Linked DNA regions of Mus musculus: regions 1 and 3 are each linked to region 2. Evidence: chromatin loops called from intact Hi-C (ENCODE). Cell type or tissue: heart. All regions are shown on one strand.

Evidence for each region. Hi-C counts contacts between places; a loop is a spot of excess contacts. Peaks named below come from ENCODE experiments on the same cell type or tissue, not always from the same donor. Only the 100,000 strongest peaks of a DNase experiment are listed, where the experiment ranks them.
Region 1: it touches region 2 in a loop (7-fold over the local background); 22 of 42 quality-filtered maps call a loop at or near these places.
Region 3: a loop joins it to region 2, with 4 times the contacts of the local background. A loop is called at or near these places in 2 of 42 quality-filtered maps.

What each region holds. Positions count from the first base shown.
Region 1 is chr6:136,617,342-136,625,341 of GRCm38, reverse strand. Plbd1 (phospholipase B domain containing 1) reads left to right here. Exons shown (of 11, transcript NM_025806.2): 7 at 7,940-8,000. Among named protein-coding and RNA genes, the nearest start is that of Gm40409, 8.8 kb to the left of the region's middle. In heart, CTCF peaks have their summits at 4,377 (motif pointing left) and 5,511 (motif pointing left); a DNase peak (open chromatin) is centred at 4,411; H3K4me3 peaks cover 635 bases.
Region 2 is chr6:136,977,297-136,985,296 of GRCm38, reverse strand. It overlaps Gm30055 (a long non-coding RNA gene), which reads right to left and starts at 4,483. Exons shown (of 3, transcript XR_378077.3): 1 at 3,651-4,483; 2 at 2,799-2,877. In heart, a CTCF peak has its summit at 4,609 (motif pointing right); DNase peaks (open chromatin) are centred at 4,806 and 5,816; H3K4me3 peaks cover 222 bases; H3K27ac peaks cover 1,342 bases.
Region 3 is chr6:136,739,462-136,747,461 of GRCm38, reverse strand. It overlaps Gucy2c (guanylate cyclase 2c), which reads left to right. Exons shown (of 27, transcript NM_001127318.1): 10 at 3,435-3,546; 11 at 6,771-6,852. Among named protein-coding and RNA genes, the nearest start is that of Gucy2c, 38 kb to the left of the region's middle. In heart, a CTCF peak has its summit at 4,474 (motif pointing right); a DNase peak (open chromatin) is centred at 4,491.

The sequences.
Region 1 (8,000 bases), 360 kb after region 2:
CGATATGATTCCTGACTTGCTGTGTGTGTGTGTGTGTGTGTGTGTGTGTAGGTCAAAGAATGGCTTCCATCCTTCCAGAGTGAGGAGCCCCAAGTGCCATAGATGCATAAACATTATTCACCATTTCTTCTTCAATAAATTTAACAGTTATTTATTGAGCACTTCCGTATGTTAAACCTTTGGCACCTTCTCCTGATGCCGAAATGAACAGGTATGAGTCAATACGACAAAATTCCCTTCCTTAGTAGAGTTTATATACTGAGAAAGAAAAGAAAAAAAAAGCAGATGAATAATAGACCCGGAGAAATTTCTCAGCGGGTAGAGTGCGTCCCACAACTCACATCAAGAACGCTGGGCTTTGTTCAGTTCTGAGCCCCATTTTTTAATGGGGTTATTTGATTTTCTGAAGTCCACCTTCTTGAGTTCTTTATATATGTTGGATATTAGTCCCCTATCTGATTTAGGATAGGTAAAGATCCTTTCCCAATCTGTTGGTGGTCTTTTTGTCCTATTGACGGTGTCTTTTGCCTTGCAGAAACTTTGGAGTTTCATTAGGTCCCATTTGTCAATTCTCGATCTTACAGAGCAAGCCATTGCTGTTCTGTTCAGGAATCTTTCCCCTGTACCCATATCTTCAAGGCTTTTCCCCACTTTCTCCTCTATAAGTTTCAGTGTCTCTGGTTTTATGTGAAGTTCCTTGATCCACTTAGATTGAGGAATACCGAATGGCAGAGAAGCACCTGAAAAAATGCTCAACATCCTTAATCATCAGGGAAATGCAAATCAAAACAACCCTGAGATTCCACCTCACACCAGTCAGAATGGCTAAGATCAAAAATTCAGGTGACAGCAGATGCTGGCGTGGATGTGGAGAAAGAGGAACACTCCTCCATTGTTGGTGGGATTGCAGGCTTGTACAACCACTCTGGAGATCAGTCTGGCGGTTCCTCAGAAAACTGGATATAGTACTACCGGAGGATCCAGCAATACCTCTCCTGGGCATATATCCAGAAGATGCCCCAACTGGTAAGAAGGACACATGCTCCACTATGTTCATAGCAGCCTTATTTATAATAGCCAGAAGCTGGAAGGAACCCAGATGCCCCTCAACAGAGGAATGGATACAGAAGATGTGGTACATCTACACAATGGAGTACTACTCAGCTATTAAAAAGAATGAATTTATGAAATTCCTGGCCAAATGGATGGACCTGGAGGGCATCATCCTGAGTGAGGTAACACATTCACAAAGGAACTCACACAATATGTACTCACTGATAAGTGGATATTAGCCCAAAACCTAAGATACCCAAGATATAAGATACAATTTCCTAAACACATGAAACTCAAGAAAAATGAAGACTGAAGTGTGAACACTATGCCCCTCCTTAGAAGTGGGAGCAAAACACCCTTGGAAGGAGTTACAGAGACAAAGTTTGGAGTTGAGATAAAAGGATGGACCATGTAGACACTACCATATCCGGGGATCCATCCCATAATCAGCTTCCAAATGCTGACACCATTGCATACACTAGCAAGATTATGCTGAAAGGACCCTGATATAGCTGTCTCTTGTCAGAGTATGCCTGGGCCTAGCAAACATAGAAGTGGATGCTCACAGTCGGCTATTGGATGGATCACATGGCCCCCAATGAAGGAGCTAGAGAAAGTACCAAAGAAGCTAAAGGGATCTGCAACCCTATAGGTGGAACAACATTATGAACTAACCAGTACCCCGGAGCTCTTGACTCTAGCTGCATATGCATCAAAAGATGGCCTAGTCGGCCATCACTGGAAAGAGAGGCCCATTGGACACGCAAACTTTATATGCCCCAGTACAGGGGAACGCCAGGGCCATAAAAGGGGAGTGGGTGGGTAGGGGAGAGGGGGTGGGTGGCTATGGGGGACTTTTGGTATAGCATTGCAAATGTAAATGAGCGAAATACCTAATAAAAAATGGAAAAAAAAAAAAAAAAAAAAAGAACGCTGGGCTTGGTGGTGGGCGGGTGTATCCCAGAGCTGGGAGCAGGGGCTGCTGGGTGTAAGCTGCCGGCCTGGATGCCCCAGATTCACTCCGTGGGGCCCGTGTGGAGAGCACTGACTCACTCTGGTTATTCTCCGACCTCCCTGACCCACACGCACGCCACAGCACGCTTGGGCACACACTTTTTTTTTTTTTAACTTTTTATTGATTCTTTGTGAAGTGTCACATTATGCACTCCAATCCCACTCATCTCTCCATCCATCCGCTTCCGCCCTTTACCCACCCACCTTCCCCTCAAACATGAAAACAAAAAGTAAAAAAATAAGAAAAAAAAACTCATGTGGAAGCTTCGGACACATACTCTTATTTATTAATTATTCACTTTACATTCTGATTGCTGCCCCCTCCATCTCCTCTCTCACACAGTCCCTCCCCCATACCCTCTTTCCCTGTCCTCTGAGAGGGTGGGGCTCCCCCGACCCCACCCCCACTCTGGCACATCAAGTCTCTGTAGGGCTAGGCTAACCTCTCCCACTGAGGCAGCCCAGCCAGGGAAACAGAATCCACAGATAAACAACAGTTCTAGGGACAGTCCCCGCTGCAGTTATTGGGAGACCTGCATGAAGACCAAGTTGCACATCTGCTACATATGTGTGGTGTGGACCTGAATCCAACTCAGGTATGCACTTTAGTTGGTGGTTCAGTCTCTGAGAGCCCCAAGAGTTCAAGGGAGTTGACTCTGGTGGTCTTCCTGTGGAGTTCCTGTCCCCTTCAGGGCCCTCAATCTTTTCCCTCTCACACTTCCATAAGAGTCCCAGCTCTGTCCACTGTTTGGCTGTGGGTCTCTGCATCTGTTGCAGTCAGCTGCTGGGTGGAGTCTCTCAGAGGACAGTTATGCTAGGCTCCTGTCTGCAAGCACAACAGAGTATAATTAATAGTGTCAGGGACTGGTGCTTGCCCATGGGATGGGTCTCAAGTTGGGCCGGTCATTGGTTGGCCATTCCCTCAGCCTCTGCTCCATTTCTGTCCCTGCATTTCTTGTTGACAGGAAAAATTTGGGGTAAAAAGTTTTGTGGGTGTATTGGGGTCCCCATCCCTCCACTGGGGGTTCTACCTGGCTACTGGAGGTGGCCACTTAAGGTTCCATGAATCTCAACTAAAGTCACCCTGCCCATAGGCTCCAGGGAGCCTCCCCCATTCCAGGTGTCTGGCACATTCTACAGATGCCCCCCAACCCTGCCAGCCACCAATTTACATTCACTCTCCTGGCCCCCTGGGACTCTCTCCTGTCTCCCCACATCTGATCCTGAACACCCCCATTCCCCTCCCCATCTTTCTCTCACTCAGTTCCTTCCATACCTCTGCCTCCCATGATTATTTTATTCCCTCTTCTAAGTGAGATCCAAGCATCCTGACTTGGACCTTCCTTCTTGTTTAGCTTCGTTGGGACTGTGGGATAGATCCAGGGTATTGTATGACTAATATCCACTTATCAGAGAGTACATAACGTGCGTGTCCTTGTGGGTCTGGGTTACCTCACTCAGGATGATATTTTCTATTTCCATCCATTTGCCTGCAAATTTCACGATGTCCTTGTTTTTAATAGCTGAGTAGTATTCCATTGTGTAGATGTACCACATTTTCTTATTCATTCTTCCATTCTGGCTATTATGAATAAAGCTGCTATGAATAGAGTAGAGCACCTGTCCTTGTGATAGGGTGTAGCATCTTTGAGGTAAATGCATTGTTGATCACAGACTGCTTCCAGTCTCGACGTTTGGGCTCCTTGTGTTTTAGTGAAATCCAGTGTGTGTGTGTGTGTGTGTGTAGTATATGTGTATGTGCATGTCATAACACACATGTGGAGGTCAGGAGTGGGTTTCAGGGACAGAGCTCAGCTTGTCAGGCTTGGCGGCCGGTGCCTTTCCCTGCTTCCTTACTTGGCCCTTATCAAGGTGGGCTTTGTTTACTGAAAAAAGACTGCGTCTTAATCTCAGCAACAAAGTTACCATGGGATGCTATCTGAGGGCGGGCGTTATAGAACGTGGCATTTCTCCTTTTCCCCTTAACTGAGAATGATCTGCCTTCCAGAGCTACCTTTGGGATGGCAGCGAGGTTAGGATCGACAGGAACGACGTTTCCCTTTATGGCCAAGCATGGGGACTTGGTATCCTCCTTTAATGTTTTGCTTGCTGTTTTTAAGCTCGACAATATAGAGTCACCCTCCTCGAGTAGCTTTTGCAACCCAATTCATCACTTTGTTTTTGCTGTTCGAGAACTCTAGGCAGGCTGTATTTTACTACCCTCTGGCTTCTTAAGGACCCTTACTCTGCAATGAGAGGTTCTCAGTCACTCATTTACAAAAGAACGCCTGCCCTCTTGTGTCCAGACAGAGTACTACAGCAAGGAGGGACTTAGCAAACCTGCATTCTACCGGCTAGGATCCTCCTTCTCCAGGGCTCGCCCACAGAGGCCATGCCTGTTTGTTGTTTGAGCACTGCAAAAGGGACTTAGAAATGAATGAGCTGTCCCTGAAACCTGTCCCAACTTCTATCCCATATCCAGCCTGTATCTTCCCAGAAAGGGTACTCACTAAAATTGCGTTCAAGGGTGCGCCATCAAGCCTGCATGCTGGAGTAGGAAATTCACTTTTGCTCCGTAATCCTCTTGTGTAAGCTGACCCAGCCTTGGAGAATCTCCTTCAGTCGGACACTCCTCTTACCTTTGAGATTCTTACTCCGAAACTCCGGACCTTAAACAGGTTGTGAGAGCCGAATGATGTCATCAGCCTCAGGCTGTCAGAGGTGAAGTGCGGATAGCCAGGCTTGGTGTAAGCTGTCCACGTGACTGAAATGCATTCTCGTCTTTCAAGTCCTCTTGCTCCTCGCTTTCGTTTGTTGAGATGGATAAGGGTTTCATGTGGCCCAAGTTGGCCATGACCAGATCTGCTGCTCTCACCTCAGCAGCACTGGGATTCAGAACAGGACCTCCACATCTGGCCAGACTTCGGCTTTATGTCACCCCTCTACCGGACTCCAACCCTGCCTGGCCCATCCCAGGCTCCTAGAAGCTGCACAGTGATACACATCATTGGGGGTGGGGGTTCAACTGTTTCCTGTATGAGTGCCCTTTGTACGCAGACAGAAGGGCATTTGTTTTCATTCTCTGGGGAGGGGGCTGAAAAAAATTCATAAAACTCCTGTTGCTTTAGTCATTAATGTATATGAAAAGGCTAATGTTTTAGGTGTGAAAGGAAGTTGGTATAAAGAAATATGTATATATATATATATATATATATATATATATACACACATAAAAGAGCCATTCACAACGTATATTTATTTAAATATCAGATGTACTCCATAGATACACACAGTTTTACTTTTTAGTTAAGAAACCAAAACCAGGGCCCCCCAGAGACGGCTCAGTGGTTAAGAGCACCTGCTGCTCTTGCAGGGAACCTGGGGTTTGGTTCCCAGCACCTACATGGCAGCTCACAATTGTCTGTAACTCCAAGTTCCAGGAGTTCTGATGCCCTCTTCTGGCCTCCTCAGGCACTGCACATATGTGTTTTATAGTTACATACATATATACAGGCAAACCATTAACACACATAAAATTTTTTAAAAATTTAAATACCCCAAAACTGTAATACTAAGGGCCAACAAGATCACTCATTGGGGGGGGGAAAATGCTTGCTTTGAAATCCTAATGGTCTAAGGTCAGTCCATGGAAAGGTGGGAAGGAAAAACTGTTAGCGTTTCTCCTGTTGTGATAAACACCAGGACCAAAAGCGCCTTGGAGAAGACAGGGCCTTTTTCTGTGCGTAGCCTATAGCCCATCACTGAGACGTCAGGGCAGGAGCTTGAGTCAAGAATGTAGAGAGAGGAACTGAATGAAGCAGAGGCCATAGAGGAGTTCAGCTTACCGGCTTGTTCAGCCTGCTGTCTTATACACACAGGGGACACCAGGCCAGAGATAGCATCAGCCGTGGCTTCTGGGCTTTCTCATGTCAATCAATAATCAAGATGATAACCCCCAGGCTTGCCTACAGGCTGTCTGCCAGAGGCATGTTCTCAACTAAGGTTCCGTCTTCCCAGATACATTCAAGATCGTGGCACGCTGACAAAAAGAAACAAACAAACAAACAACAACCAGGACAAGAAGCAGCTGCACAAAGTTGTTCTTCGCCCTCCAGCTGTGTTGCACACAGTCCATGTATTTGCACACATATACATACGACAATGACCTGCTGAATATAAATAAATAACATAGACAAAATGTTAAGTGATAATAGCATGTGGATAGTAATGCTTAGCTATGCCAAAAAGAACGGGGTTGTTATAAAAAGGTAGACATCTGAGCCTATGTTGGTCGATTCTGTCCTAACGGAGGAGTTTAGACCGGGTAACCTCCAAACACAAGTCTGTTGCCTGCAGGTCTAGACACTGGGAAGTTCAAGGTGAGGGCAATGGCAGGCTGTGAAAGCTCTTTCTTACAGGTGGTGCCTCGCTATGTGTGCACACGGTGGACAGAGCAAGCGCACTCTCTCTGGCCTCTTTCCAGTGCCTAGCCTACCCCTGAGTTCTCAGACATTTCTTTAACACTCTCAGTTGTAGACATCTATCAGTTGCTGACAATGGTCCAGTTGTGTCTGGTCTACCTGTCCACTCTCACCCAGCCCAGACTTCAACATAAGCCTACACTGTCTCCAACATTTAGAAGACTCTGTGAACCAGGGTGTCAAAGCCTACTTTCAAAGCCAGGTTCAGATTTACACATGTAGATTCATCCATGTTTAAAAGTCATAAAGATTCCAATAAAATTCATAAAGAACAGAGAGAAAAGAAGGAGGAGGAGGAAGAGGAGGAGGAATAGGAGGAGAAGGAGAAGGAGAAGAAGAAGAAGAAGAAGAAGAAGAAGAAGAAGAAGAAGAAGAAGAAGAAAAGAAGAAGAAGAAGAAGAAAGAAGAAGAAGAAGAAGAGGAGGAGGAGGAGGAGGAGGAGGAGAAGGAGAAGGAGAAGAAGAAGAAGAAGAAGAAGAAGAAGAAGAAGAAGAAGAAGAGGAAGAAGAAGAAGAGGAGGAAGAAGAGGAAGAAGAAGAGGAAGAAGAAGAAGAGGAAGAAAGAAGAAGAGGAAGAAAGAGGAAGAAATATGGGTACACTGTACTGTGAGCCTTCATGTGGTTGCTGGGAATGGAGGTGGCTCCCTCCGGCCCAAAGATTTATTATTATATCTAAGTACACTGTAGCTGTCTGTTGCCTGCAGGTCTAGACACTGGGAAGTTCAAGGTGAGGGCAATGAAGAGGGCATCAGATCTCATTTCGGATGGTTGTGGGCCACCATGTGGTCGCTGGGAATTGAACTCAGGACCTTCAGAAGAGCAGTCAGCACTCTTAACCACTGAGCCATCTCTCCAGCCTGACATCTAAATTCTTTTTTTTTAAAGATTTATTTATTATTATATGTAAGTACACTGTAGCTGTCTTCAGACACACCAGAAGAGGGCGTCAGATCTCATTATGGATGGTTGTAAGCCACCATGTGGTTGCTGGGATTTGAACTCAGGACCTTCGGAAGAGCAGTCAGTGCTCTTAACCGCTGAGCCATCTCTCCAGCCCCGACATCTAAATTCTTAACTGCCTAGCAAAGGCACACATACACATACACACACCCTCAGATATTCAGGCTTTTTAGACAATCTAGAAGGTTATGGGCTCTACTGGCACCTGTGCACACTGCAGCTTAGTAACTACCAAGTAGCTGGGCCAATGCTGGGAGTGCCTGCTACAGAGCAAAGCAAGCCATAGCTTCTACATTGCCAGACCTACTGTGTATGCGAAGCCCTGTGATGACGGTGGTTGTGTGGGCCATGTAGACATGCAATGACCTGTGATGATGGTGGCTGTGCGGACCGTGTGGGCATGCGATGACCTGTGCGTTTGTCTTCTTCTAGGGTTCTTGGAGTCTCTGGATGACTTTTATATTCTCAGCAGTGGCCTGATATTGCTGCAGAC
Region 2 (8,000 bases):
CTCGACTCCCAGCAATATGACAGCGACATCCAGGTACACAGGAAACTGGGAAACACAGCCTTCATCCCAGATCCTACTGTTTCTCCTTCTAGTCTGGTGAAGGAAAACGGGGATTGTGGACCACCCCTTATGGACTCTGCCCTGCCTTCTCTGGTGGCATGCCAGGCAGTGCTCTGGCCACCCCAGTGGAGAATCAGGGCGTGACCTGGCAACTAACTGTTACTCCTGTATGGGGATAGAATTCTCAACCTATAGAAAATATTTCTCCACCTCAATATTATAGAAAGGTGTACTCTTCAAGTTCACGAGTCATTTATGAATCACTGAAGGGTGGATCATTTCCTTGGAAGGGGGTACATTTTTAAAAAAGGAATAGGTTAAATATATATACATGTACAATTACATGCACATACATATACATATATATGGCTGGAGAAAAGGGCTTGGTGTTTAAGAGCACTGGTTGCTCTTCCAGAGGATCTAGGTTCATTTCCCACACCCACAGATCAGCTTCCAATCATCTATAACTCTACTTCTAGTGTATCTGACGCCCTATTCTGACCTCCTCAGACACTGTATGAAACTTGTATACAGACATAGAGATAGGCAAAACACATACACATAAAATAAAGACAAATATTTCTTTTAAAAGAACATTAATCCAATTTCAATGTGTTAAAATTGATATGCAGCCACCCAGAAGCCCACCTGCTGAGTGGGACTGGGGTGCATAATGTAAAATTCACAAAGAATAAATAATATTTTTAAAAGGATACATAGCAATATAGTATTGACATTCTAAATTTATTCCTATTTGGCTCATGAGTTTAAATCATCATTAGAAAAATACTTTATAATCATAAAATTGTACTTTAAATTAAAACAAGCCCTGAATGTCTGCAGCAAGTTATTAGAGCTATGAAGTATACAATTCATAGAGGCATGTGTAGCTATAGAATCGGGGCTTTGAAGGGCATTTTTAAACATCGGATTCTAGTTCAGGGAACTATCACACGTTAATCACAGTGAATGAATAAGAATTGAGAACAGGGGTGAGGATGCAGAGGAGGGACCCTGAGGAATACAGAGGTGACTCCAGATGTAATGTGCACTCTAGCGAAGCAGAACTGATGGGAATGTGGGTTGGAAGGGCCTAGAGGAGCTGGATACACACCCTATCTGCTCAGAGGAAAGCTTACTGACAGCCATAGTTAAGGCTTTAGTGGGGAGGCAAGAAAGAACAGGAGGGGCAGCCACCAGCCTCCCATAATGGAACAGGGAATCTGTTGCTAGGATGCTGACAAGAACAAGGACGTCAGCCTCCAGGGTCCACCCAGAGAGGCCTAAGGGAACCCAACAGATACTTTCAGTGGCCCTACCTCCAGCATCACAGAGCCAAGCACACACTGACTTGGAGAAGACTTTCTGTGGCTTAATAAATGAGTGCTGTATCTTCTGAGACGATCTTCCATGTAAACTAAAATAGATTTTTCTAAAGCCCCAGAAGATATTCTACTAAAAACTATGGTTTACAGAAATTTTAACTTTGTAACAAAGTTGCAGGTCTCCTTGGCTGGAGAGAGGAACTCTACTGACAGCATAATGACTCTTGTCATTAGCCATACATAAAAACAATTGTCTGTTCATTTATTGACCCAAGAGACCCAAGAAGTGTCTCTTGGGTTCATTCTGTTTCCTGCTGCCTTTTTAGGTGGTAAGATGCTTGTGCGTAGAACAATCAATGTGTGGGTTCTGCTCAGTGGGGGGTCATTCGAGGATCCGAGCACTTGATCCCCTGCAGATGGTACTGCGCCAGGAGGCTGTGGGCCATTTAGGCAGCTGAGCTTTGCTGGAGGTCAGAGGTCACCATGGGTGGGCTTTACAGCCTGACCTCACCTCCTGCTTACTTTCACCACTTCCTGTGTGTGGATGAAATGTGCTATCGATGTTTTCTGACTGCTAGGCCAGCCTCGAACTCTGCGATCTACTGCTATTCCTTGCCTGCTATGATGAAATTTGTGTCTCTGGAACCATAAGCCTAAGAAATTCTCTCCCCTCTAAGCTGCTTTTTTTTAGTGGTATTTTTAGCACAGCTACAGCAGAGAAGCTAATACAGTGTCTTTAAGGAACTACTATTCTAACAGGGAACACACACAACAAACAAACACACTGTGCGTGAGAAAAGTGGTATAAACTTAGAGACTAAAGGTCTGTAGGGACCAAGGCACGTCCGATCCACTTTCTTTTCCTAATATGACAAGCACACCCAAGTTGCTAATTAACAGTGATCATCTCGACTCATGGGGATTAATATTCTATATTAACTTTCTTGTGCATTGGCCATTACTTCAACTGTTAGCAATTCATGTCGAGTAAGCCTCATTAACTTTGTGTCCCATTTAAAAAAGAGAGAGAGAGAGAGACCAAGAGACCTTACAGTTACCACAAATCTGGAAAGAACCAAAGTCCACACCAGCAACATCTCTGAACACTGAGGAGTGTCGGCGAGCACAGAGAAAAGCACTCACCCGCATGTCCTTTGGACCCAGGCACACCTTGTGGGTGTCTGAAGTGACCCCTCTCAAAGAGATCTAGCAATGAGCATTCGAGCAGGCTTTTAGATGACATTAAAAACCAGAGGTGATGCTTCAGAGGCCAGCCTTCCTTCTGAAACACCACAGGCAAACCGTGTCTTTTGGGTTGGCTCCAAGTTCACAATGGTCACAGCTTTCAGATGGCCCCCAGCAAGAAGCCCGTGCTGTCCCCACAACACTATATCTGGTTCCTCTCAAACTCACCAAGTTCCATCTTCTATTGGTCTCCGGAAACGTTTAGGCTTCTTACGTTCTGTATTCTACTGAATATCTTGGAAGAGATCTTAAAAATATTCCCTAATCAATAAGGCATAAGAGATTGAGGGCTTAGACATTCAACGCTTTGTTAGGCATTCACCCATTCATTATCTGTCTGTCTGACTGACTGATTGTCTATTATCTATTTATTATCTATCTATCTATCTATCTATCTATCTATCTATCTATCTATCTATCATCTTTTTATTCATCCATCCACCCTTCCTATTTCTGCCCCCCCCCCCAGTCTTCCTTTCCCTTTTTTTTTTTTTAAGACAAGGTCTCATGTAGGCAGACTGGCCTTGAATTCTGAATCCTTCTGCCTCCACATCCTGAATACTGGGATTTAGATGTGAACCACTATACCTAGCTGCCTGCATGTTTGTAAAATTGACAGGTGGTACTACACACACACACACACACACACACACACACACCACACACACTCGGACACAGACACTGTGGAATGGCTCAATGAAATGCTTAACAAATGTATTACCCCACGTACTTATGTTGTGAGTGGTAAAAATATTGAAAGCCAGTAATTTTTCAAAGGCAATATATTTGTGTTAACATTTGTCACCACTGTTTACAACTGAGCTTTGAACTTATTTGTTCTCTCATTGAAGTTATCTGTCTATCCACCACCTTTCCAACCCCTCCGGCTGATTTCTGAAGCCAACACTCTACCCTCTGCTCCTGTGAGTCTGACTTGTTTTCAACCTTCCACAGTGGAGATCACAATATTTGTCTTTCTGTTCATGGCTTATTCCACTGAACATGTACACGCACGCTCACCTGTGCTGTTACAAATGAGGGCCTGCACTCCTCTTCAAGGCCGGATGGTACTCTGTTGCCTGGTCCATCGCTTTTTCTTTACATGTGTTCCTCTGTTGAAGTCCCCACTGGTCCACTCCTTATTTCTCTAGTCTTACTAGTGACATTCTAGTCTTACTTGCAGAAGTAGCACAGAGTAAAGGACCAAGAGAAACATCGACACGATAGATGAGAGAGGGAAGACAGCTCTGTGACAGAATAATTAGTTTAGTTCTGGGTCCAGTAGTGAGATTGCTGGACCACTGTGGAAGGTCTATGTTTAAGTTCATTCTATCCTGTTTTTCCTAATGGAATGGGCTGAGTTCCATTCCCGACATCAGAACACACATTCCTAGGACATGTTGACAATGGAAGAGGTAGTAGGTCATCATCACTCGCTCTGACTTTACTAATAGAAGCACTCAAGGCTGAAAACGGAAAACAAGCAGTCACCACAGTGTTGGTATCTGGCCAACTGAGCAGGATCCATGAGCTGTGCTTTCTTTCCAAGTCAGCAATAAGATGAGGCACAGAGAAGAGATGACAGCAAAGACAAGAGGATGCTCGGTGTGGGGGGGGGGGCTGAGGGATGGTTCCCAATACACAATCAGCATCCAACTTCAGTCACCCTGGGATACACAGTGAGAGTCTGTAGGAAGGGAAGAGGCTGGGAGGAGGAGAGGGAGGAGATGGGGAGGGAAGGAGAGGAGGAACAGGGAGAGAAGGAGGAGAAGGAAGAGGAAGAGGAGAGGGAGATGGGGAGGGAAGGAGAGGAAGAAGAGGGAGAGAAGGAGAAGGAAGAGGAGGAGGAAAAGGAAGAGGAGGAGGAGGAGGAAACGGAAGAGGAGGAGGAAAAGGAAGAGGAGGAAGAGGAGGAGGAGGAGGAAAGGGACTTAGTTTTAGCATTTTTGTTATTTGTTGTGAACCCAAACATCCACAAGATGGCAGTCTAAGTCAAACTTAGGACTTTTAAACAGCTAGTATTGTTGCTAAAAATAGCACAGAGTAAAGAACCAAGAGAAATGGTTGAAAGAATAGTTTAAGGCCTTAAGTAACACGCAGAGACCAGGGTCTCCTCAGGCTTCCCTCCCATCTGCAGCCCCCGGTCCTACAACCTGTGACTTGTCCACTCTCTGGCTAGAGCACCCTGGTGACAAGTGTTCAGAGTAACCACAGAGCTTGAATTGCCGTCCACTGTGGACACTCTGACTTCCTCCTATAGCCAGTCCCTCCAATACTTTGTTTCCTCCTCCCTCCCTCTTTCCTGTGTAGCTCAGAGTTGCCTTGAAGTTGCAGTCTTCCAGCCTCGGCTTCTTGGTGGCTGCATGTTTAGCCCTCCAGCTAATTCTTGGAAATTGTTGGGTTCTCCAGTTTGGGTGTGGGGTGTGTGTGTGTGTGTGTGTGTGTGTGTGTGTGTCTGTGACTATTCCTCCAGAGAAGCATAAGAAATAGCATGTAAGCAAACCGAGAAACTAGTCCCCATTGAACCAGAGGCTAGACTGGACATCATGACTAAGGCTGGCTGAGCAGGTCTCAGCTCTGCAAGGCAGGTTGTCAAAGGAAAGGCAGCTGAAATATTTACAAGATGCAGACTGCAGGCAGTGCATGGGATCCTTCCGGGGAAACGTCTTTCCTGTTCTTGAGTCAGGTCTACCTAGATTATCTGTCCTAACAGTCAGGGGACTATAGATGTTGCAGGCCTCCACAGACCGACACAGTTTCCTTAGCCATTTCCCTTCCCTCTCTACTCCTGGGCTTCCTAAGACACAGCGCTCATTGCTCTAACGCGAGCCCCTGAAGCTGTGGTTGCCTGGGTCTCCCGATGCTCACCATCCGTTGTTCTCCAAGTGTTTCATGACGATTTAAACAACAGAGACTTTGAATTCTGTCTTCCCGGGGGCTGAGGATGAAGGAAGATCCGAGTAGGGGGAAGCCAGGAAGGACCCATACACCACCCTCAGCAACCATGCCACCGCTTCGGACTAGCCTGGTCTACCGCTTCGGACTAGCCTGGCATCGTGGTTTGACGTCTGTGTTTGAACACTTGACTTGGGTTTTGGCTGGTGTTTTGGAAGGTTATGGAACCTTTAGGAAGTGGGCTTCACCAGAGGAAGTGGGCCATTGGGGTCAGGCATTGAGGTTTATCTGGTCTGTCCCTCGTCCCTGTCTGCTCTCTGCTTCCTGTTCTGCTAAGACAAGCAATGAGGGGGAGCAGGCGCTCACTCCTACCACCACGGCTGCCTGCCCCTGTGGTTTTCCCTCCATTGTGAACTGGATCACTGTCCGCTCAGACTAGGAGCCGCAATCAGTCCTTTTTTTTTTTTTTAAGTTGTTTCATGCAGCCAAAGCAACGAGAACAGTAACACAGCATAGACTTGCTGACTGGTTTCCATTCTCGATGGATGAATAAGTGCTAACGGGCTGTGCACCCTGTCCCCATAGGTCTCTCAGGCTTCCTCGGTGTGTTCTCTCGCTGCCTCCCCGAAATTGCATTAACTTGCCCAATTCCCTGCAGCCTTGGGCTTTTGTGTTGCCCTCTCTTTGCCTGGTGTATTCCCATCTGTAATACCTTCTTTTAATATATATATATGCCTGCAGACTAGAAAGGGGTATCGGAGCTCATAAATGGTTATGCGACATCATATGGTTGCTGGGAATTGAACTCAAGACCTCTGGAAGAGCAGTTGGTACCCTTAACCTCTGAGCCATCTTTCCAGCCCCATAACACCTTCTTTACAGGATGCCTGACCTGATGGCTTGTTTACCTGGTTATTTTTCCATTACATCTATGTGTGGTCTTTTATGCCACAAAGAATCACGGACCCTACACAGGTGGTGTTTTGAGGTTCCAGGTGCATTCTTGTTTAATATTTATCTCCACTAGAGTACCAATGCTGTGGATACAGGAACCACACCTGATTTCCTTCTTTGAAATTCTGGCACCGGCAAGAATATGCAGCATGAACAGGCTCCTCCCACTTCTGGAAGGAGAGGAAATGTTACCCTCTGTATGTCTGTCAAGGTCTAACACAGGATGTTAGCTTCCCATGTCAGGGATAATGTATCACCAACCAATGGGCAGAAAAACAATGGAAACAAATTCTCTTCCAGTCTGCAAGGTTTGAGGATGAAATCCAAGCACTGACCAGGCTGGGCCACCCCAAAAACAACCTCTTCTGCTTCTGGTTGCCCTAGGCACTGTTTGGTCATAGCAGCTTGTCACCAAACTCCATTCTCTTATGACCATCTCCCCTGCCTGAGCGAGTGTGTGTGCATGTGTGTGTGCGTGTGTATGTGTGTGTGTGTGTGTGTGTGTGTGTGTGTGTATCTTTTACATCCCTTTTCTCATGGGGAAACAGCCACACTTGGTTACAGCCTACCTTTGATTCAGTTTAGTGACTTCAGGACCCTGTTTATATTCATAAACAAAAAGATCTAAATGTATTTTTCCTATCATAAAACATAAGCCAACCTGTAACACTAGCATTTAGAAAAAATATAGTTGATACCAAAGATTTTATGATATATGTAGGTATATATTTAGGTTTATGGAATTATACAATATTTGAACAGAAATATTTTTGTTTAACTAAGTAGATTTTTTAAAAAAGATTTATTTATTTATTATATGTAAGTACACTGTAGCTGTCTTCAGACACTCCAGAAGAGGGAGTCAGATCTTGTTACGGATGGTTGTGAGATGGTTGTGAGCCACCATGTGGTTGCTGGGATTTGAACTCCAGACCTTCGGAAGAGCAGTCGGGTGCTCTTACCCACTGAACCATCTCACCAGCCCAACTAAATAGATTTTAAACTAAAGTCACTTGTATCTTGTTCACAAATATAGTGGGAACACTCCTTAATAATTCAACTAATAAATTGAACTGTGCGAGTTAACTTAAGTACTACTTAATCTTACGTAAGCAGTTGTTATAAGAAAAAGAGCGGCAGACAACCGGCCACCATCCGGACCAGAGGACAGGTGTCCGCCTGGCTTGGGAGGCGGCCTCAGCCTCAGCAGCAGCGGTCGCCATCTTGGTTCCGGGACTCAGCAGAACTTAGGAAATTAGTCTGAACAGGTTAGAGGGTGCGCCAGAGAACCGGACAGCTTCTGGGACGGGCAGAAGCACAGAGCCGCTGAGGCAGCAGCCTGAGCGGGCCACAGAAAACCGGCCACCATCCGGACCAGAGGACAGGTGTCCGCCTGGCTCGGGAGACGGCCTCAGCCTCAGGAGCAGCGGTCACCATCTTGGTTCCAGGACTCCCTGGAACTTAGGATTTTAGTCTGCACAGGTGAGAGTCTGCACCACAGAAGCTGACAGCTTCTGGGAA
Region 3 (8,000 bases), 240 kb after region 2:
TACATTGGGATCTTCTGCTGTTACTAGGCTTCACAAATAACCTCTCATAGGCTCTCTTCATGGTGCCAAGCATCAAAACCTTTGCATGACCCCTTCAGTCATGAAGGCCACCAACTACAACTGAGGCTGCCCCTTCATCAATGGCCTTCTCTGTCCTCTCACTGTGCCAAGCCTCAGCTGTTCTTCATGACTCCTTCATGCCTCAAAACCAGTACCACCTGCGTGACTCTTACACATTACCAAGTACAGCTGCAGCATGAAATACAACCTTGGCTATCTCTGGAACATGGCTTCTTTGTGCTCTCAGAAAACACTTCCCAGAAGATTTCACCTGAGTAATGCTGGTATCTTCTTAATCACCACAAATTTCTTAGCTCCAACTAACCAGCATCAATTGTCCCAGGAATCCCTTCTATTTTTCACTCTAAAGCCAGAGCCACATAGCCAAAGCTACCATGTTTTGATGTTTGCTGGGGCTGGAACATGCATGGCCCCCTCCTTACTCTACTACCAGCTTCCTGTTTTCCAACTCTTCTGCCTAAGCTTGTCTGTCCTGGCATTTGCTCTGTAGATTGACCTTGAACTCAGAGATCTGCATGGCTTTCTCCTGTAATACTCTAATTAAAGGTGTGTACCACCATGCCTGGATTTAAGCTTTTCTTTTATCCCAGGTTAGCCTTAAACTCAGAGATCTGTTTGGCTTTGTCTTCTGGGATTAAAGGTGTGTACCACCATGCCTGGATTTAAATTTAGCTGGATGGGTTCTTACTCCCAAATCCCTTAATCTGCTATCTCCTAGAACATAGGATTCAGGCCCATTTCACTTCCTGGTGCCCCTTTAATACTTTAACCATATATTTTGTATTTTTTCCTTTCTAAGCTTGCTATGCTTGTTCAAAACTTCAGGAGACTTAACCAAAGAGCAAAGTCTCTGTCAATGCAATTAATATAAGTCTCCTTATCTTAGACTCAGATAGACTCTTTAGACAAGGGCAAAAAGCAGCCACAATCGTCACCAAATACCACAAAAGCAGTCTCTAGGCCACATATTGAAATTCTTCTCCAATGAACCCTCCTGGGCCCGGCCTGCACAGTTCAAATCAATCTCAGCAGCAAAGTCTTGCACATTCTTACTAGAATGGCCCACTACACCGCACTAAAAACATTCCACTACTTTCCAAACCCAAAGTCTCAAAAATCCACATTCTTCCAGACAAAAGCATGGTCAGGCCTATCACAGCAATACCCCAGGCCCTGGTACCACTTCATTATTATGGAAGAGCCTGTGATGGCTGGTTTTATGTCAACTTGACACAAGCTATGGTCATCGGAGAAGAGGGAACCTCGATTAAGAGGTTGTAGGCAGGCCTGTAGAACATTTTTTAAAATCAGTGATTAAGGAGGGAGGGCCCAGCCCATTATGGATGGGATCACCGCTGGACATTTTGGCTCACGGTTCTATAAGAAAGCCAAGGGGAACTACTAGCTAGTAAGCATGGCCTCTGTGTCAGCTCCTGCCTCCAGGCTCCTGTCTGGTTGTAGTTCCTGCCCCGACTTCCTCTGATGAGAAACCCTGATGATGAAGCATAAGTGTTTCCTCCCTGAGTTGCCTTGGACATGTGTGTCAGTGCAGCAATAGTTACCCTAAGACAGCAGCCTCTAAAGAGGGGAGAGGGTCTACTCTCTCACCATATCTCCCACAAGAAGCTTCCTGTCTGGTATAGAGTTCACGGCTGAATTTAAAAGTGGAACCGCTTCCTGTATGCCTTCCGGAGCTGTGTCCGTCTAAACCATGAAAGCCACTGTTTCAGCCAGCCAAGTGACAAGTAAAGACCTTTTTCCTACAAGAGAAAAAGTGGACATCTAGAAGGAAATAGTATTCATTTGTAAATGTTCCAGAGTGGACCTTAGGGCAAGCTTAAATCATAACATACATACACATAATTAATATAAATAAGTCATAATATATGCATAGGTCTATATATATTGACACTGCCTTTTGAGAGACATCTACAATGGCAAATGTAAAAAATTACAGAAAAGATGCCCATCCTGAGAAAGTGACACCAGAAATTTGAGACAGCATTTCAGAATCTATAGTTTTTGTTACTATATTGGACCTTTAATGAAATACTATATTTGGGGGCCAGTGAGATGGCTCAGTGGGTAAGGGTGCTCAACTCTAAAACAGACAGCCTGAGTTTGATCCCCAAGACTCACGTGGTAGAAGGAGAGATTGGATTCCTGAAAATTGTCCCCTGACCACCACATGAATGATATGTATACCCACCTCCCAAATAGAAAAAAAGAAGAGAGAGAGAGAGAGAGAAGGGGAGAGAGAGAAAGAGAGGGAGGGAGGGAAGGAGGGAGAGAGGGAGGGAGGGAAGGAGGGAGAGAGGGAGGGAGGGAAGGAGAGAGGGAGAGAGAGACAGGCAAAGAGGCAGAGACACAGAAAGAAAAAAAGAAAAAAGAAAGAAAGGAAGGAAGAGGGAAAAAGAGAAGGGAGGGAGGGAAGGCAGGGAGAGAAGGAAAGAAGGAAGGAAGGAAGGAAGGAAGGAAGGGAGGGAGGGAGGGAGGGAGGGAGGGAGGGAGGGAGGGAGGGAGGGAGGGAGGGAGGGAGAAACTTTAAGAGGAATATAAAGTTGATACACATGCCATGGAAAATTTTTGTGTCATATCCCCCAAATGCTTCAGTTACTAACAGGAACCACACAAAGAGACCCACATGCTCATCCAAAGAGATGAAGACCCTACTGTCCTCGGAAGAGACACAAAGACGTGTGTGAGAGACCTTTCCTCACCACACTTCCACTGTTCCCTACACAGGTCTCCCAAAACAAATTTGGTCAAACTTCTCAGCATTTGACTGCTTCCAACCTCAGTACATAGTGTGTGTATTGGGGAGAACCTAGCAATTAGCTCTCAAAACATGGAGCTATCAGAATACTAGTCTATACTCAGGGTAGGTATCAATAGAGAGTTGATAAGCCACACCCTAGCATACAGGCTAATTTTGACCTTCTATATATGCAACTATAGGTTCTATCCTTCAGACTCAAGTCTCTAAATGTAAATTTCCCATGGAGAATATTTTGAGGGAAGGATAGTGACTGTAGAAGGTAGCCCTGTTTCAAACATATTGCACACAGCATTGTCAATACCTAGAGCACTAATTCAAAGATAGCCTGTAATAATGTTTCCATTAGCAGATAACGTCACGTGAAGGCTTTATTCATAGAGGCTTAATTAACAACTGGTAATGATGGCTCATATCTGTAATCCCAAAATTTGGGAAGCTGAGGCAGGAGGATTAAGAGATCGAGATCACGTCCCCAAAGCCACACACACACACACAGTCAGCCTCATCACACATTGCTCTAAAATGTTCTCATGATTTTCTTTTCTTTTTGCCTTTGTTTATGGCTCCAACACAGTACAAGGTTCTTATGAAGTATGACACCCACAAAAACAAAACTATTCCGGTGGCTGAGAACCCCAACTTCATCTGGAAGAACCACAAGCTCCCCAATGACGTTCCTGGGCTGGGTAAGCCGTTCTTGCTGAGTTTCCTTCTCTCGATGTGGTTTCCGCGCAAGCTGTAGGCAGTTAGCTTGTTTATCTTTTCTTCTCATCTTGCCTAGACTCTCCAGGTTTGTGGCTGGGTTTTACAAGCCCAGTGAGTTCTGGTTAGACCCATCCACATTCGAACCCTGTCTTGAAGATGGTTTCCATATAAGCGGGACCCCCTAGAAAACAAAGTCAGAAAATCAGCAAAATTGAATAGACATAAAAATGTGTACTTTATCCTGTTACTGCTACAGACTCAATGTTTTAAGCAAGGAATATTTGCTGGATCTCACCTCTCCTCAGCTTTGCTCAGCACCTCAGGAAAGGATCTGTCTAGCCCTGTGTGACGCCTGCACGGTACTCACGCCACATTTGCTTGTTCATGTGTCTTTTTACAACATACTGTACAAGATTGGGGTCTAATAGTCACTGATACCTGTTGCTGAAGCATACTGCACTGGAATAATTGAATAATTATGTATTCAATTATTCAATATATTCAATACATTCAATATGTAATTTATTCTATATAATCTACAATATATATTGTAACATTAATATCATAAGAATATATAATGTTATATAATATTATTAAATATAATATAGTGATATATTATATTATATTAATTACACACACACACACACACAAACACACACACACACACACACACACACTGGACCCAGCACTAAAACCATTAATTTAGATGAAAAGGCAGGTCCAGGGTAGCATAGCCAAAGACAATTGCGTTAACATGAGTCAGTTTGCTTTGATTACAACTAAAAGCTTTCTCCTCTAGCAAAGCAGCCTGTTTACCGAGTTCCCTCCAGCCCTACTGTCCTAGGACTTAGAAATCACCCTGCTGTTCACTGTACATTCTTTGAGAAGCCGGCAGAATGCAACAACCAGAATAGCCACTAGAGGGCACAGATGGTTTGCCTTAGAAGTAGCCTGAACCTGACTTAACAGAGAAGCAAAATGAAAATGCGGTTGAATTTTAAACAACTGCATTTAGCCAGGTGGCTCACATCTGTAATCACAGTGTTGGGAATACCGAAGGGAATATTACCATGAGTTGAGGCAATCCTCGGCCACAAAATGAGATCCAGGCCAGCCTGGACTACTGAGTATGACCCTGTCTAAACAACAATGAACTGATTTCATTTAAATAGCATGTTTAAATATCTAATTATGGTCATTATGTCTAGCACAGGGGGTGCTCATTATGTAGGCAGGTAGGGACTGAAATGACCTGAGTGGCTCAGACTCATGCTCTGGCATGGGGGTGTATGATGCCACAGTGTGGAGTTGTATTTTTTCTACAGACTTCCTCTTTGTCTGGGGCTAGGGGTGTGTTACGGTGGCAGTGTGTGATGGTGGTAGGCATGGTGGAAGTACTGTATCCATCAAAAGAAATGTGGTCACGACATGACTTCATGACAGTCTCATGATGGTCATGACATGACGTCACGATGTCATGATGGCATGAGCCCTGAGGTGGGAGCACTTTCCTGCCTAGGTGAGAGGCGAAACAAAGTCACTTAGAAAGCCAGGTGACAGGCAACCCCAGGGCAAAGCTTGCCAAGCAGCCCTCATGGAAATGTGCTACAGTTTTATCGCATGCTAAGCTTCTGCTTGGGACGGAGCAGGGGAGGGATGGGGCGTGGCGGGGCGAGGGACTGGGGGCAACAGAGGGTCAGCGGGTGGGGGAGGAAGAAGGAAGAGAGAGAGAGAACATGAGAAAAGTTTAGGATACAGTATGATTAAACAAAAACATTACAAGATGTGTGATAAGTTTACAGTAGAGGAGGGTCTTAGTATATTTTCATATTGGGGCATCTTTTTCTTGTCTCGGTAAAATAAAGAGGATCAAACTTTTATTCAAAGCTTTCAGCCATTTAAAAATCAATAATTTACTCATGGTGGGTACAGGCTGGCTGGTAGACAACCGAGCTGTGCCTTCAAGGGTCTTGAGTGTCCCCCCATGCTGTGTTAGAGACTCCTGGGGGTGGAGGGGGAGGGAGTGGAACTTTAATGAGAAATCTGTTCATCTTTTCTTGGAGTAATTTCATTAAGTACTTGGAAGTGACCTCCAGTCTTTAAAAAAAAAAAAAAATTTGAACACTTTCCCTATTTGAGCATTTGTTTGCGCGTGCTCTCTCTCTCTCTCTCTCTCTCTCTCTCTCTCTCTCTCTCTCTCTCTCTCTCTCCCTCCCTCCCCTCCCTCCCTCCCTCCCCTCCCCTCTCTCATGCAACTCTCTCCTCTCTCCTTGTCCTTTTTACCATATCCCTTTGTCTTCCAGCTCCTTACACATTTTGCTTCTCACTTTGAGTCATCCTTTCATGGAGCGTACTTACTTCCTGCCAGGTGGGGAAGCTCTGCACACACGTGAGCCAGAATGAGCCTGCGAGGGTTTTTACTGCTGTGGCTTCTGACACTGAACTTGTCCCTTACGTCCTTGGACGTCCCTCCAGTGTTTCCTCGGATTACACTCCCATTTTCCTGAACTCCACTTGTTGTTCTGAAAATCTGTGAATGGAAGACTTCTACTCAAACTATGCGCGCGCGCACACACACACACACACACACACACACACAAGATTCATTCACTCTAACACAGTCAAGTTATTGCTTTCCCTCAATAATAGAAATCTTGGAGAGGAATAGTATACAGCACTGTGGTTTAATATTCTAATTGGCTTTCTTACAGTATGCATCCAGCATTTAAACATAGCCATCTCTTTCTTTCTGCATAGAACCTCTTTAGACACACAGATCTAGAGAATATCATGTAGGCTTATCTCCCTTCAAATTATGTGTTGGAAACCACTTAATGTTCCTATGACAGTAGTGGTTTTGGTTAGAAATAAGGAGCTACATGGCTGTGCCTAGTGGCATGTACCTATAATTCTAGCACACAGGGGGATCATAAGTTTTAGGGCAACTCTGAGCTACTTAGGAAGAGGAGAGAGGGGAGGGGAGGGGAGGGGAGGGGAGGGGAGGGGAGGGGAGGGGAGGGGAGGGGAGGGGAGGAGCAGAGCCTGCAGATGCTGGATGCATAGCACCAATAAAAGATTAATCAAAAAATGTTTTTCAAAAGGGCTCTTCCCTCTCCTGTCCTCGGGCTTCATTTCACCAGGCGGGGCTCTGGGACGCATTTGTGCTGTGGCCCCGCTAATGCACACCCCTTCCTTCTCTGCACAGGCCCTCAAATCCTGATGATTGCCGTCTTCACGCTCACGGGGATCCTGGTAGTTCTGCTGCTGATTGCCCTCCTCGTGCTGAGGTACCTCCTTCCCACAGGCTTGCCCTCCAGATGGGGACGGGAGAAGGGGACAAGCCTGGTGTCCATTGGCGGTGCTTGATGAAAAAGGCAGACCTGGGATCTAGAAGGCACTCTACTTCAAAAGCGGGGTCAAAAGCAGAAGCCGATATGTGTAGATCAGAACCCTGGCATTGAGGCACAGGATTCAGATCGAAGCTCTGGCCTCTGCCCCTGTGAGTCTGTGTGCTCAGGCTAGTTCTGCTGAGTGTTGGGAAGACTGCAAACATGCCTTGTGTCCAGCTAGCCACGTTATGAGCAGTGTCTAACTAGCTATCTTCAGAGATCTACTGGTATATTGTGAAAGATTGAAGATTCATCATACAGTATAGTGTGGAGCCTAGGAGAAGCTTAGAAACCGCCCGTGCCACCAGATGTGGTGACCCGTGCCTGTAATCCCAGACTGAGGCGAGAGAATGTGAGTTTATGGCCAGCTTGCACTACACAGTAAGACTCTGTCCCAGACAAACAAACTAAACCAATAACTCCAAAGAAATCACCTGTTCCAAGTATCCAGAGCCCGAGGAAAGGGCGACAGACTCCATCTGGCAGGTAGCGAGTAGGGGGAGCAGAGATCCAGGCGGGTGAGCACCAGAGCCATGGTTTTCCTGCCTGACTTGGGCATAGCTTGTGCTGGCTGGAGACATAGGACTTATTAAATATTCAATGACTCTATAAGCATCCCAGCTTCTGCCTGTGCGCACTAAACACAGAATATTCTTTCTCGGTGTGTTATCAGGATGCCCCAAGTCAAGTGTCAATTATCTGTGTGTGTCACACACTTTGGTAAGAGTGTGTGACTATTCTTTCTCATGTGCCCCCAGCCCATAGCATGTTTTCTCTGGTGAGGGGGAAGACTGGTTTCTTTGCTCTGAAGGCAGAGTTCATGTCCTAAAGCTATGTTTCTCAGAATACAGGGGACAACAGGTCTACAGCATGACCATTTAATCTTTCAGAAACTAAGGCCGATCAACTTTCCATGGGGGAAATAGGAGATAGATCTGGTTGTCTCTATGCCTGGAGACAGAGGATTCCTAATGGCCAGTCGTGATAAGGAGACCTGATACAAAAGACTAGGCATATGCTATGCGGTTTTCTACTCCAACTACTGA